3 separate regions of the Mus musculus genome follow, and all the other regions are linked to region 1. A link is a contact called in ENCODE Hi-C or POLR2A ChIA-PET data. All regions are on one chromosome and are shown on one strand. The core of a region is the stretch at or near the end of the contact, and the rest is flanking DNA. Distances in the headings are between cores, read along the strand shown. Region 1 holds the start of Rps6kb1 (ribosomal protein S6 kinase, polypeptide 1). Region 2 overlaps Vmp1 (vacuole membrane protein 1). Region 3 overlaps Vmp1 (vacuole membrane protein 1).

Region 1 (4,206 bases), core at 1,040-3,539:
GGATTTCTGAGTTCGAGGGCAGCCTGGTCTACAGAGTGAGTTCCCAGGAGAGCCAGGACTACAGAGAAACCCTGTCTCGAAAAAAACAAAACAAAACAAAACCAACCAAACAAAAAAAGAAATGTTGTCTCTAATAGGCAACTTTCACAGAAAATTTTGTGTGTATGTATGTGTGTGGTCCTTGCTTTCTACCAGGTCTGAAGATGGGCCTCTCTTCTGTTGTTTGCAGCTGTGCATTAGACTAGCTGACCCATGATTCTAGGGAATATCCTGTCTCCACTCCCCATCTTTCCATAGGAGTGTTGGGATGTGCTAACACATCTGGTTTAACATGGGTTCTGGAGATTCATATTCAGACCCTCAGGCTTGCATTGCGAGTACTTTGTCCCTGAGCCATCTTCCCCAGTCCTCTGAACTAGAATCCCGATTCTCAGATGGTGAGACCTCAGTGAAATTTTGGAATAACACACCTTTTTCCTCAAATTTCCTGTCCCCATCTAAGAATCTAGTCATTTCAAGAAATTCCCTCACTCTATAATTTGGGGGATTTAGGGTTCACTGGCCCAAATTCATTCACATACAATTCAATGGTTTCCAAAATATGATTCACATTCACTGTTGTCCCAAGTACACTTTTAAAAGAAAACAAATAAACCATAACAAAAGTGTTGGTTGTGGGGGCTGTGTAGCCACGGGGACCGGAGCCTAGAAGCAGCACCCACATAGCAAGCCAGGAGTCCTGTGCAGGCCTGTAGTTACAGAGGCAAGTCCAGTGCGGACAGAAGGACCACTGTGGATAGCTTCCACTTGGTTGAGAAAACTCAGCCCCAAGTTCAGAGAGAGAGAGAGAGAGAGGGAGAGAGAGAGAGAGAGCTGGATGCCCTCATCTCCTGTGCATTTGCATAAGTGCTCACATTCACACACATGTGCATATATACTCACACACATAAATAATCTAAAGGAAATATGATCCTGAAGGAATTCTTTGTATACATTTCACACTACATGGACATCAGAAGTTAGCTCAACAATAGAACATTCAATAACATTAATTTTCTGTTTTCTCACCAACCGTCTTCTGGCCCGGAAAGCACAGTTAAGATCAATAAGCCCAGTCATGGTGGCTATACCTTTAATTCCAGTACTCAAGAGACAGAGGTAGGCAGATCTCTGAGTTTGAGGACACAGAGAGTTCCAGGACAGCCAGGGCCACATAAAGAAATCCTGTCTCTGAAAACCAAAAACCAAACCAACTAGCATAAAGTTGGATCCAGGCATAGTGGTGCAAGCCTTTCAACCCAACAACACTTGGGAGGCTGAGGCAGACCGATCTCTGTGAGTTTGCACCTACACAGTGCGTTCCAGGACAGCCAGAGCTACATAGCGAGATCGTGTCTCGGAAAGAAAAGAAAGAAAAACAAAGTTGGAGCTTAGAGAAAGACCAGATAAAATATGAAACTAAATCTTTATTATTTTTAAACGACGTTGTTTGTTTTTAGACAACATCTCTCTATGTAGCCCAGTTACGCCTGAAACTGTCTAATTAGTCTGGGCTGACTTGAAACACATGATCCTTCTGCCTCAGCCTCTCGGAGAACAGGGACTATTTTAAAAAGAGTATTTTTGATAAGTGCTTCACATCAAGTCTATGTAGCCCCGGAAAGGAGCAGAGGCTTGTGAACCAGATTTTCAACTTAACGTCTAAGACTGCATTGTAGGTAATTCTATTCTCACTTTACAGTTAAGGAAATTGAGTTACCGAAGGGTTATGTAACTTTTCCAAGCCACTGAATTAGCAAATAGCAAAGACAAGAGTCTCTCTTTGCCTTTCTTCCCTATCAGCTCCCCGGTAACCCCACACTCACTGACAGCTCTGCGACCGGCAGTTTCAGTTCGGTTCAAACTTCAGAAGACCAACCCTCTCACTACGCGCATGCTCACTTTCAATACTTTAAAAAAAAAAACTACTTAGAACAAATAAATGCGCTCGCTCCTTATGCGAAGAGCTCTGCTGAGGGCTTGTCTTTTTTCGACCCTCGTTTCCCTTCTTCTATTTAGGAAGGCTAATCACGCATGTTCAATTTCAATTTATCAACTTCAGATATGGTACGCATGCTCCGTGTCCGGCAAACGCCTTAGACAGAAACGCGCAAGCTGTACTTTCCCGGCTTGGCTTCGGACGGTGTTCTGCGCATGCTCCTGCCAGTACCTGGCCCCGGGAGCTAATGCTACGCATGTCCGCTGCCCACTGTATGGCTTCAGAAGACTTTGTACGCATGCGCCGGAGCTGAACTTGAGGAGCCAGTCTGGGGCCTAGGCGCAGACGCATTGAGCTTAAGCAGCCGGTGATGGCGGCAGCAGCCGTGGAGTCTGCGGCGGGTCCGGGCCCATGAGGCGACGACGGAGGCGGGACGGCTTTTACCTAGCGCCTGACTTCCGACACAGGGAAGCTGAGGACATGGCAGGAGTGTTTGACATAGACCTGGACCAGCCAGAAGATGCAGGCTCTGAGGATGAGCTGGAGGAGGGGGTGAGGCCCGGGGTCCCCGGGGTATGGGCGGCGGGGTGGGGGGGCAGCGGCGAGGTGACAGGGCCGGGGTGGCGGCGTGGGCCCGGGAAGCCTGGTGTGCCCGAGGGCGTGGAGACCCGGGGGGGACGCGAGCGGTCTCCGGGAGGAGCTGAGGCGCCGCGCGGCCGAGTCGGGGAGCGGGCGGGCGGGCGGACGGACCTGGCCCTAGGTGTGAGGCCTCTGCGGGGCGCGCAGGTGCAGGGCTCGCCCTGATCCCTAGCTGAGCGCTGCCCCGGAGCAATGTGTTTCTGGAGCGCCGAGGAGAAAAGGCGCGCGGTCGGCTTCTGGAGCTGTGGGGCTTGAGTGCGGCCCGGGTGGTGTGAGCGTGTGCTGGGGGTGGGGAGGGCCGATCTTGTTGGGGTGTCCCCCTTAGTGCAGGTGAGATGCGGAAGGGTTTCCCTGTGGAGTGTAAGATTGCAAGCCTTAAATCTTCAGACTCCCCACAACCACCTCTCTTCTCGGCCTGTCGCTTCTCTCCTAGGAAGCGCTCAGCTGTTAGAAGTGACAGCTGAAAACTTCTGTCGGGAGTAGCACTGCTGTGACAGCCACCAGGAGTTTTATTTCGGGAGCAAGGGGGCTCTGCTGCATCTTCCAGGGTTTGTTTGTTTGCCTTTTATTTTTAACCCCCCTTCCGTGTGACTTTTTAAAGGAAAAAAAAACCCCCATTCATAACGACACACGGCATTTGTAAGTTAATTCCCTTCAAGTTGAAGATGTCTATATTTTTTTTTCAGAATAATTTATGTAATTGTAGGGTGGGAAAAAAAGCGTTGACAGCTGTGATTTGTCTCGCCAAAAATAAATTGCTTGAACCGAGACTTGTGAATAGTGGTGTGAGGGTTTTCCTTGCTGAAGTTTAAATTTAGAGTCGCTTTTCTAGTGCACATCTTGGCTTTACCTTTGCTGTCCTAGTAGTTTGTTATTTATGTATACCATTTTTTCTACAGTAATACTTACTGAAACGTACATATTTTACACCAAGGGTTAAAAAAATACATCAAACTAAATAACCAATCTTGGACAAATGTCATCAGTAATAACCTCCTAGTGACTTTAAATGTCTTTAAGTCATCTGTAGAAGAATATGGGTTTATGGCTGATGTTAGATAGTTGCTGTATTTACATGGGGTCTCCTTCTCACCCCCAGTTTTCCTTTAGTGAATAAATTGTGCCCTTCTGGCAAACTATTGAAATGCTATGTATAAAGGACTTTGAACACTTTAGGAAATTAAGTGGGCCCACATAGATTATTCTTTTCATAATCAAGTGAGTCTCAGTTAGAATTTCAGAGTTCTAAATGTGGGTATTACACGCACTTTTTAATTTCATGTTTTCATGTGGAATTCCACTTAGCCTTTTAATCAGATGTGGTGAGTTCTAAATTTGAAGCACACACAGGATTACTTTAATTATAAATGTGATCCACTGTTCAGTTATATTGGTTCCATATGGCAGTGGTTTTGGAGTAGAGCCAGAGAGAAAACTGGTAAGGAGCACTTCTGTGAGTACTGTGATTAGTTGCTGGTGGAATTTTCAGTCTGGGTTTATCATCCTTGGAGAGTACAGTAGTGCATTACAGTTCTTGGTATGAACTGGATGGAGCCTTATTTCTTTTTCTCTCTCTCAGTGTGCTTCAG
Region 2 (4,206 bases), core at 971-3,470, 100 kb before region 1:
CTTTTTACCCTTTTTACTTTTCCTTGGCTCTTACTTTTAACTGGATAGTTTTTTAAAGATTTAATTAGTTTACTTTATGTGTGAGTGTTTCCCTGCATGTGTGTGTGCACCATGTGTGTGTATGTGCTGGTTTCCTGAGGAGGTAAGAAGAAGGGTCGGATCTGTAGGATTGGAATCGCAGACAGCTGTAAGCTGCAGACGGAGTGCTGGGAGCCAAGTGTGGGTCTGGAAGAGCCTTCATGTTCTTAACTGCTGCGCCATCCCTCCAGCCCCCAAACGCCTGCACCTGGTTGTATTACTAATCAGCGTCAACAGTCTTTGCCTTCTCCGTTTCGTATTTGGTCTGTTTCTGACTAATGCCATTCTCAATCTGGTTGAGCTCAAGTGCGGCCCTCTGAGTATTTGTTGCTTTTTTTCTTCCCCTCTTGTTACCTTGATCTTTGGCTTATTTACCATAGTTTAAAAGAAAATTGTAAGGGTTGTGCTGATACAGGTGAGTTGGCAAGCGTACGTGCTCTCTGTCTATTTTCTTTCTCTCGTGCTTCTGTTGTCTTCACTTTACCTCTGCGCAGGTCTTGAGCCCCAACTCAAGTGGTTTGCTGTTGTTGATTGGTTGGTTGTGTTTTTTCTTTTCTCTTCTTTTCTTTTCTTTTCTTTTTTTTCTCCCTGTTGTTAGAAACTCAGCCTAGGGCTTCAGACCGCTGCACAAGATGTGTAAACTGAGCTTTGTGCCCAGACCAGCCTTCGCTTTAACAGCTGCTTACCTCATTAAGGATTCAAATAAAGAAGGAAATCTGCATTTCCAATGTTCTTCTGACTTCATCTTATATTTGAAGTGTATTTGCTATGGGTTCTAGTTCACATATATTTTACTTCATACTTTTAATGTTTTATAAAAGTAACTTTATCTTTTCTTCCAATTATTTCTGATTGTAAGTCTAACCCTATCTTCTCCTTGGATGGTGTTATTTTTGATTTCTTCTGATGATTAAGATTTTTTTTTGCAGTTGAGTCCTGCCATTTTGACTGTAATGCTTTTCTTACCAGCAGTTTATGTTTTATTATTTTCTTTTAATTGATTCTCATTAAGGTTTATTTTATTCCTAGATCTTTTTTTAACCACAAGAAAAAAAAAGATTAAAAAAAAGTCTTTTTTTTTTTTACCTAGACATAAAACCTGTACAATAATTTGTCCACTGTTTCTTTTATTATTTTCCTGAAGCCCATATCTGCCCTCTGTGTATCACACTGGTGGGTTTTTCCTCCTTGGTCATTAAGATGTGTATCTTACCCTGGGCTTTCCCTCTGCCTCCTTCAGTCTGGCTGCTTTCTGTTACTGGTTATATCCAGGTAACCTTTTTTTTTTTTTTTCTTTTTTCTTTTTCACTCTTGCCTGTCCTGTCTCTATAATTTCTGGCTTGGCTCACTTATTTCTTTGTTCTAGCTAAAATAGGACTTGCATATAATACATTGTAGTGAGGCTTGCACTTTTTGAAAAGTATACTTAAAAGATGGTTTTATGCTTGGGGGTTGTTAGATAAGTCAGTGATAGAGCACCTGCATCACGTGTGTGAGGCTACGGGTTCGGTCCCAGCACTATAAGGAGGACTGGAATATATGTAATTTTATCAATTATTTTATTCAAAACACTTGTTTGTTCTTTGGAACAATTAGACTGTAAAGTTGAAAAGAACTGCAAGGTTTCCTATCAGTAAGTATAGTCTAACCTAATATCCAGATGTAGGCTACTAATAGGCTTGTGAAAATGAACGAGGGCTAGTACTGAACTGCTAGCCAGGCCCCTTAGCTTTCATTTTGTCTGGAAACCAGCGCATGAGCCTCCAGGCTGAGTAATCATGACTTCACAGTGCGGCTATGGGAAGAATGTACACTCTTGACTGAATGAACAAAAAGGGTCCTGCTGTGTGACCCTCCCTGGTCAGAAACTCCTTATGTAGTCTGCCCAGCTAGGTTGTTCCGGAGCTTGCTAAGTAGCTGGGAATAAACAAACTTCCTGTACTCTTGCCTGTCCTGTCTAAGTTCCAGATTACAGGTGTGAGTCACCATGCCCACTTTATGTGAGTGGCCAGGGCCTTATGCTTTCATGCGAGGCAGGCCCCCTGAACAATCATCTGTAGGGGAAAAATTCTAAAATTGGTGAGACTTTACTCTTTTAAAGTTAAAACTATATCCAAGAAGTATATTTTATGGTGTGATATATTTGGTTTGTATTTTAATCTGCTTTGGAATGGAAGTGTCTGCCTCCCACAGCCGGGAGCCTAGAGTTGGAAGGAACCTAGGCTTGCCAGGCAAGGGTTGTACCAGCTAGCTCCACCACTTCCAAACCAACACACACAAACACACACACACACACACATATGCACGTCCCTTTTTTAAAAATCCAGCTGTATCTGTAGCCAAAAGAAAAGAACAGTCAAACTCTTGGATTTTCTTCATTTTTAATTACTGCCATCATATGCCTTTCTTGTCTTTTCTCAGGTTAAAAGTATTGTTTTTTTGTTTCTGAAACTACATCTCACTGTGTAGTCCCGACTGGCCTAGAACTCTTGGCAAAGCCTCAGTGACCTGCTTCCCGCCCACTATGCCTGACTGCGTTACCGTTTAAATATTGGGTTTGCTAGATATCATTATATCCTTAGTTTCGTGGTTAAATATGACATTAAGAAACCTAATTGAGGGTGCCTGAATTTTGGGGTGCCAATGTAACCTAGATATATAGGATTCATGTATGAACTTGCCAAAGAATAAAAAAAAAAATTAAAAGAAAGACAAAATGAAAATACTCTTTTTAAAATGTTCAGTGCTTTAAATCTTGAATATTGTTTTATTAGCAATTAAATTTTTTTAAAAAGCAAAGACTAAAAATAAAAAGTAAGATGATGAAGTAGATTTTTAAACAAATTTTCTTTAAAAACAAGTTAATATACAAAATGAAATAAATAAGTAAACAAGCATGGAGAGGAGTAGTTGGATAAAATGGTTCACAGTTAAGAGTCCTTCCTAGCCGGGCGTGGTGGCACACGCCTTTAATCCCAGCACTCAGGAGACAGATCATGTGGATTTCTGAGTTCAAGGCCAGCCTGGTCTACAAAGTGAGTTCCAGTTCCAGCTACACAGAGAAACCCTGTCTCAAAAAACCAAAAAAAAAAAAAAAAAAAAAAAAGAGTGCTTCCTATTCTTCCAGAGTTTGGTTCCTAGCACACACAACAGGTATCACACAGCTCCTTGGAACTGCAGTTCCAGGGCAGTCCCATGCCTCCAGCCTCCCTGGACACCTGCATTCATTTGCTCATACACACACACACACACACACACACACACACACACAATTAAAAGTGAAAAATATAAATTAGGGGGTTGGAGAGATAGCTTAGCAGTCAGGAGCATTTGTTACTTTTGCAGAGGACCCCCCAGATTTGGTTCACAGCACCCCATGGTAGTTCAACCCCAGTCCCAGGGAATCCAAATCCCTCCTTTAGTCCCTTCTGGTACCAGGCACACATAGATGCATATAGGCAAAATACTCACGTACATAAAATAAAAATAGCTAATTCTTAAGTAAATGAATAATTTATTATCTTTTCAATAAATAAGACTTTCATATTACTTTCCTTTTAAAATAATTTGTTTACAGTTACTAGTGTGCACTCAGTTAGGGACAAGTAGTAGGTGTCAATCTTCTAGCTTTTAGTTTCTGGCAGTGGAACGTATTCTTTAATATTTCCTTATCACTATAGCTGGCTTTTTAAATGTCAAATTCATTCACGCTCTGACCTTAAAGAGCTTTGATGTACAGTGACCACTTTTCTTTAGGTCTGAGTCATTTTAGGAAAGCCAGTAGGAAAATCTTTACTAGAAACCTTCGTATTCAAAAATATTCACACAATATGGTCATTAGCAAAATTTTGGTGTATGTATAAACTTGTTCTATAAAAGCGTATTTCTTTTAACAGATAATGGATACTACATTCTAACAGACAACCACCAATCTATGTTTATGGAACTCAGGAATTTACAGTTTTACCAATTCTTATATTTATTTTATTCATAATTAATTTTTGTATGTCTGATATGTGTGTGCGAGCATGCGCGCCCGCCCACCCATCACTCCAGCTCAGAGGACAGCGTTATGGAGCCAGTTCTCTCCTTAATGCTTTTATGTCAATTCTGGAAATTGAGTCATGT
Region 3 (4,206 bases), core at 548-3,047, 77 kb before region 1:
TGATTTAACCTTGTCATCTTCAGTCAGGCTTATTTTATTATTTATTTATGCATATGTGTACACACATGGGTTGAAGTGCTGGAGAATGCCAGAAGAGAATGTTGGAGTTGGAATTGAAATCACAAGCCCAACATGGGTGCTGATTTTCTCCTGCTTATCTTTTTACAACAAAATACACATTGAAGAAAACGTTCTGGAGAGACTAGAAAATGTCTAGTTTTCTAGACATATAAAATTATGTTCTCCCGTACTCCTTAACTCACAAGATAAATTTAATTTTTTTCAGTTAACATTTAATTTTAATAATACCTGTTATGTTTAAAGAGTCAACAACACACAAGGAAAAGTCTTCTGTGAAATTTAATTTTTTTAAAATTCTGTTTGTTTTAATGATGAAGCAATTCTAATTGAAACCATCTGATTTTCAAATAAAACTAAGAGGTTAATACAACCCAGTCAGTAAGAAAGCACAGTAAGTAATATTTAAGGTTTTCTTCTTAGTTTGCTTTGGAAATTGGAGTAGAATGGTTTTGTTTTGTGTTTGCTTTGTTCTTTTCTTCTCCACACCTGTTTACGGTATGAACAGAAGTGAACAGTGGGTAAGCATTATGTTACCCTTGTTAGCTGGTTTACAGATGGTTGCTTTGTAGGTTTAGTATTTCAAACACCTTTTGTAAAATGTTCTAGAAAGTTCCCTTTCATTGAAACTTGGACTGTCAGGCTATATCTGGCTCTGTGTTTTTGCTGGATGATTTTTATATCAGTACCATACTGCTAATAAATGCAAGCCCTCTCCCTGCTCTAATTGCTAAGCCCTCATGGGAGTTGTGGCTCAGGCTCAGAAATAAATAGTAGGAAGGACAGTGGAATAACTATTAACACTCATTTCTATAGCAAAGCTTTGTTGATTTTCAACTAGCTAGGGGATGTGATTTGTCATGAGAGAGCTGGAAGGTTTGTTTTTTGACTTTATTTGTTTTGGGTTGTTTGTTAGGCATTATAGGAATGCTTTTTATTAGTTTTCTTTCCGTTTTTCCTGTTTTTAATCTTGGCATTTAAAGTCTTGCTGACTTGATATTTAAATACTTACTCCTTAGTGCGCATGCACACACATGCACACACACAGAGCAGTATGCAGCCACACACCACAGACCTTGTATACAATAGTTGCTCCATAAGAATATATCACCTGGTGTCATCAAATAAACCCATTCTGTGGTGTTTGTATTATGTAATGATGCAATTGACCAATTAGACATTTCTCAAAATATATCTTCATCATTAGGAAATGTATGTCTATACTTAACGTTTCTTTGTCCTATCCCCATGTCTTTGGTAATTTTTATGTGTGTTTTAGTTAACATATTATTAATTGTATAAAATAATGGGTTGCATTACTTTTATCTGCCCTTGTGGTTTTGGTTTTTGTTTTGAGTCAAGGTCCTGCTGTATAGCCTTGCTTGCTCTGTAGGCTCCTGCTGGCCTCACTTAATATTTTTTCTGCCACGGTTTTCCCTAGTCCCACTTGCTTCTGCCTCGTGTGCTGGGATCAGAGGTGTATGCTGCTAGGCTCAATACCCTCCTTCTGTATCAGGCTACATTTTCTGTCTATGGCTGTTTCATAGCTTAGTTTTCAAAGCTTTAAGTGTTTAAGCTCATCTGAATAATTTTGACCTTTCCCTGCACTGACCGTTGTGTACTGTCATAGAAGATTCACTGGTATATGTTGCCTTGGCTGTTTTAGAGACGGGGCTCTTTCCCTGTGTGGTCCACAGTAGCCCTGTACTTGCAGTCCTCCTGCCCTACCCTACGGTAAACCAAGGTTACAAGTACACATCCTCCCATACCCAGCCACTGTGTGCGCGCGCGCGCGCGCGCGTGTGTGTGTGTGTGTGTGTGTGTGTGTGTGTCTGCATTTCTCTTTGATTCCATTCGAATGTGAGTATTTATACTAACTTGTTTATAAATAAAAGAACAGTGAAATGACTTTAGGGCTGGTGAGCTAGATCACAGGTACAGGTGCTGACTATAAAGGCTGGTGAGCTGAGTTAATCTCTGAGACCCATATGGTGAAGAGAGCTGACTCTTTAAAATGTCATTTTAAAGATGTATTTTAGCAGGGCGGTAGTAGTAAATATAAATACCTTTAATCCCAGCACTTGTGTGGCAGAAGCAGGTGGATCTCTGTGAGTTTGAGGACAGCCTGGTGTACAGAGAGAGTTCCAGGACAGCCAGAACTACACAGCAAAACCCTGTCTTGAAAAACAAAACAAACAAAAAGGTATTTTAATCTTTTCCAACCCATAATAAAATTATTAGATACAAACCTTAAAAACCTTATGCAACAAGTGCTTTACGGATTCAACCATCAGCCCCATTTTTTAAAAGGAATTTGTTTTATTTTTATTAATGTATGTTTGAGTATGTGTATTCATGTCTGTGTGCAAGTGTCATAGAAGTCAATGGAAGGTCTTAGATCCCCTGGAGCTGAAGTTACAGGAGGTTGTAAGCTGTTTAACATGGGTTCACAGAACTGAACTCTAGTCTTCTGAAAGAGAGCAAGCGCTCTTAAGCTGTGCCAGGTGTGGTGGGACACATTTTTAATCTCGGCACTTAGGAGACAGAGGTAAACAGGTCTCTGTAAGTTTGAGGTCAGATTGGGTCTACATGGAGAATTTGAGGCAGCCAGGGTTACATAGTGAGACCCTGTTTCAAGAAACAAAACCATCAGCCTCATTTTTTAAAAGGAATTTGTTTTATTTTTATTAATGTATGTTTGAGTATGTGTATTCATGTATGTGTGCAAGTGTCATAGAAGTCAATGGAAGGTCTTAGATCCCCTGGAAACAAAACAAAAAGAGTATTAAGTTAGAGTAAGCCAGACATGGTTAGGATACTACTGTAATCCAAACACTTAGGGGGTGATGCATAAAGACCCAACAGGTTTAGACAAGGTTGGGTTATACAGTAAGACCCCATCCAAAGTAATAGTAATAGTACTTGTGGGAGATACTGGGTTTGGTTTGGTTTGGTTTGGTTTTGGTTTTTTGAGACAGGGTAGCCCTGGCTGTACTGGATCTTACTCTATAGACTTGAATTCACAGAGGTCCACCTACCTCTGCTTCCCAAATGCTGGGATTAAAGACATGTGTCACCACTGTGTATTATTTATAATTATCTCAGACTGACAACTTTAGTATTATACTAACATTAGAACAAATTGTGGTATATTCGTACAATAGAATAACACATATCACTTTAGCAGTTTGGTTACTCCACATTCATTAACAGCGTGGAAGAAACACTAGATGTAATGTAGAGCTAACAATGCCAGACCTGCAAGAGGACATTCTGCAGTAATCCTGTTCTCATTAAGCTCAAAAATAGGAAAAGCTAAAACTGTAGCTCTAAACATTCAGGAGGGTAATTGCTCTGGTAAAAGACTGACTTCCTAGAGTAACGTTCTGTGTCTCATCTCAATGGTAATTAACACGTTTATTTTTTTATTGGGGGGGGGTTGGTGGTTTCAAGACAGGGTTAATCTGTGTAGCCCTGGCTGTCCTGGAACTCACTCTGTAGACCAGGCTGGCCTCGAACTCAGAAATTCACCTGCCTCTGCCTCCCAAGTGCTGGGATTAAAGGAGTGTGCCACCACGTGGTGGCGCATGCCCTTTTTTTTTTTTTTTTTTTTAAGATTGATTGATTGATTGATTGATTGATTGATTGATTTAATGTAAGTACACTGAAGCTGCCTTCAGACACTCCAGAAGAGGGCGCCAGATCTCGATACAGATGGTTGTGAGCCACCATATGGTTGCTGGGAATTGAACTCAGGACCTTCAGAAGAGCAGTCAGTGCTCTTAACCACTGAGCCATCTCTCCAGCCCCCACGCCTTTTATTTTTATAAAATCTATCAGAATGTATATTTTTAACGTGTATAGTGTACATTTGTTCTGTCTCCATTTAAAAAAGGAATCTGTATGAGCCAGGCATGATATCACACATTTTTAATCTCAGCACTCAGAAGGCAGAAGCAGGCAGATCTTTGTGACTTTTTTTTTTTTTTTTTTTTTGAGATCAGACTGGTCTGTGTAAAAAGATTCAGGATAGCCAGAGCTACATAGAGAGACTCTGCCTTTAAAAAAAAAAAAAAAAAAAAGAGTATATGTGTGGTATATACTTGTGTGCAGGCAAGTACATATACA

The links. A loop is a pair of places that touch in the nucleus more often than their neighbours do. ChIA-PET counts read pairs that join two places held with the same protein, here RNA polymerase II (POLR2A).
Region 2: POLR2A ChIA-PET joins it to region 1 with 13 read pairs in Patski. The contact joins the enhancer-like site here to the promoter of Rps6kb1 in region 1. A Hi-C loop is called at or near these places in 1 of 37 maps with a recorded cell type or tissue (T-helper 17 cell). POLR2A ChIA-PET finds 5 or more read pairs at or near these places in 3 of 5 experiments (Patski and embryonic stem cell).
Region 3: POLR2A ChIA-PET joins it to region 1 with 11 read pairs in embryonic stem cell. The contact joins the enhancer-like site here to the promoter of Rps6kb1 in region 1. A Hi-C loop is called at or near these places in 1 of 37 maps with a recorded cell type or tissue (T-helper 17 cell). POLR2A ChIA-PET finds 5 or more read pairs at or near these places in 3 of 5 experiments (Patski and embryonic stem cell).

What each region holds. Positions count from the first base shown.
Region 1 is chr11:86,542,890-86,547,095 of GRCm38, reverse strand. Rps6kb1 (ribosomal protein S6 kinase, polypeptide 1) reads left to right here and starts at 2,289. Exons shown (of 15, transcript NM_001114334.2): 1 at 2,289-2,530. The coding sequence starts at 2,390. Tubd1 (tubulin, delta 1) reads right to left here and starts at 2,105. Exons shown (of 9, transcript NM_019756.3): 1 at 1,866-2,105.
Region 2 is chr11:86,644,395-86,648,600 of GRCm38, reverse strand. The region is part of intron 5 of Vmp1 (vacuole membrane protein 1); the gene reads left to right. Among named protein-coding and RNA genes, the nearest start is that of Gm51914, 33 kb to the right of the region's middle. Within about 2 kb of position 2,220, at least 1 of the 3 ENCODE cell types and tissues checked has a DNase peak (open chromatin) inside an H3K27ac peak, as active enhancers do.
Region 3 is chr11:86,618,980-86,623,185 of GRCm38, reverse strand. All of the region lies in intron 7 of Vmp1 (vacuole membrane protein 1), which reads left to right. Gm51914 (a long non-coding RNA gene) reads right to left here. Exons shown (of 3, transcript XR_003949749.1): 3 at 2,744-2,840. Among named protein-coding and RNA genes, the nearest start is that of Gm51914, 7.6 kb to the right of the region's middle. Within about 2 kb of position 1,797, at least 1 of the 3 ENCODE cell types and tissues checked has a DNase peak (open chromatin) inside an H3K27ac peak, as active enhancers do.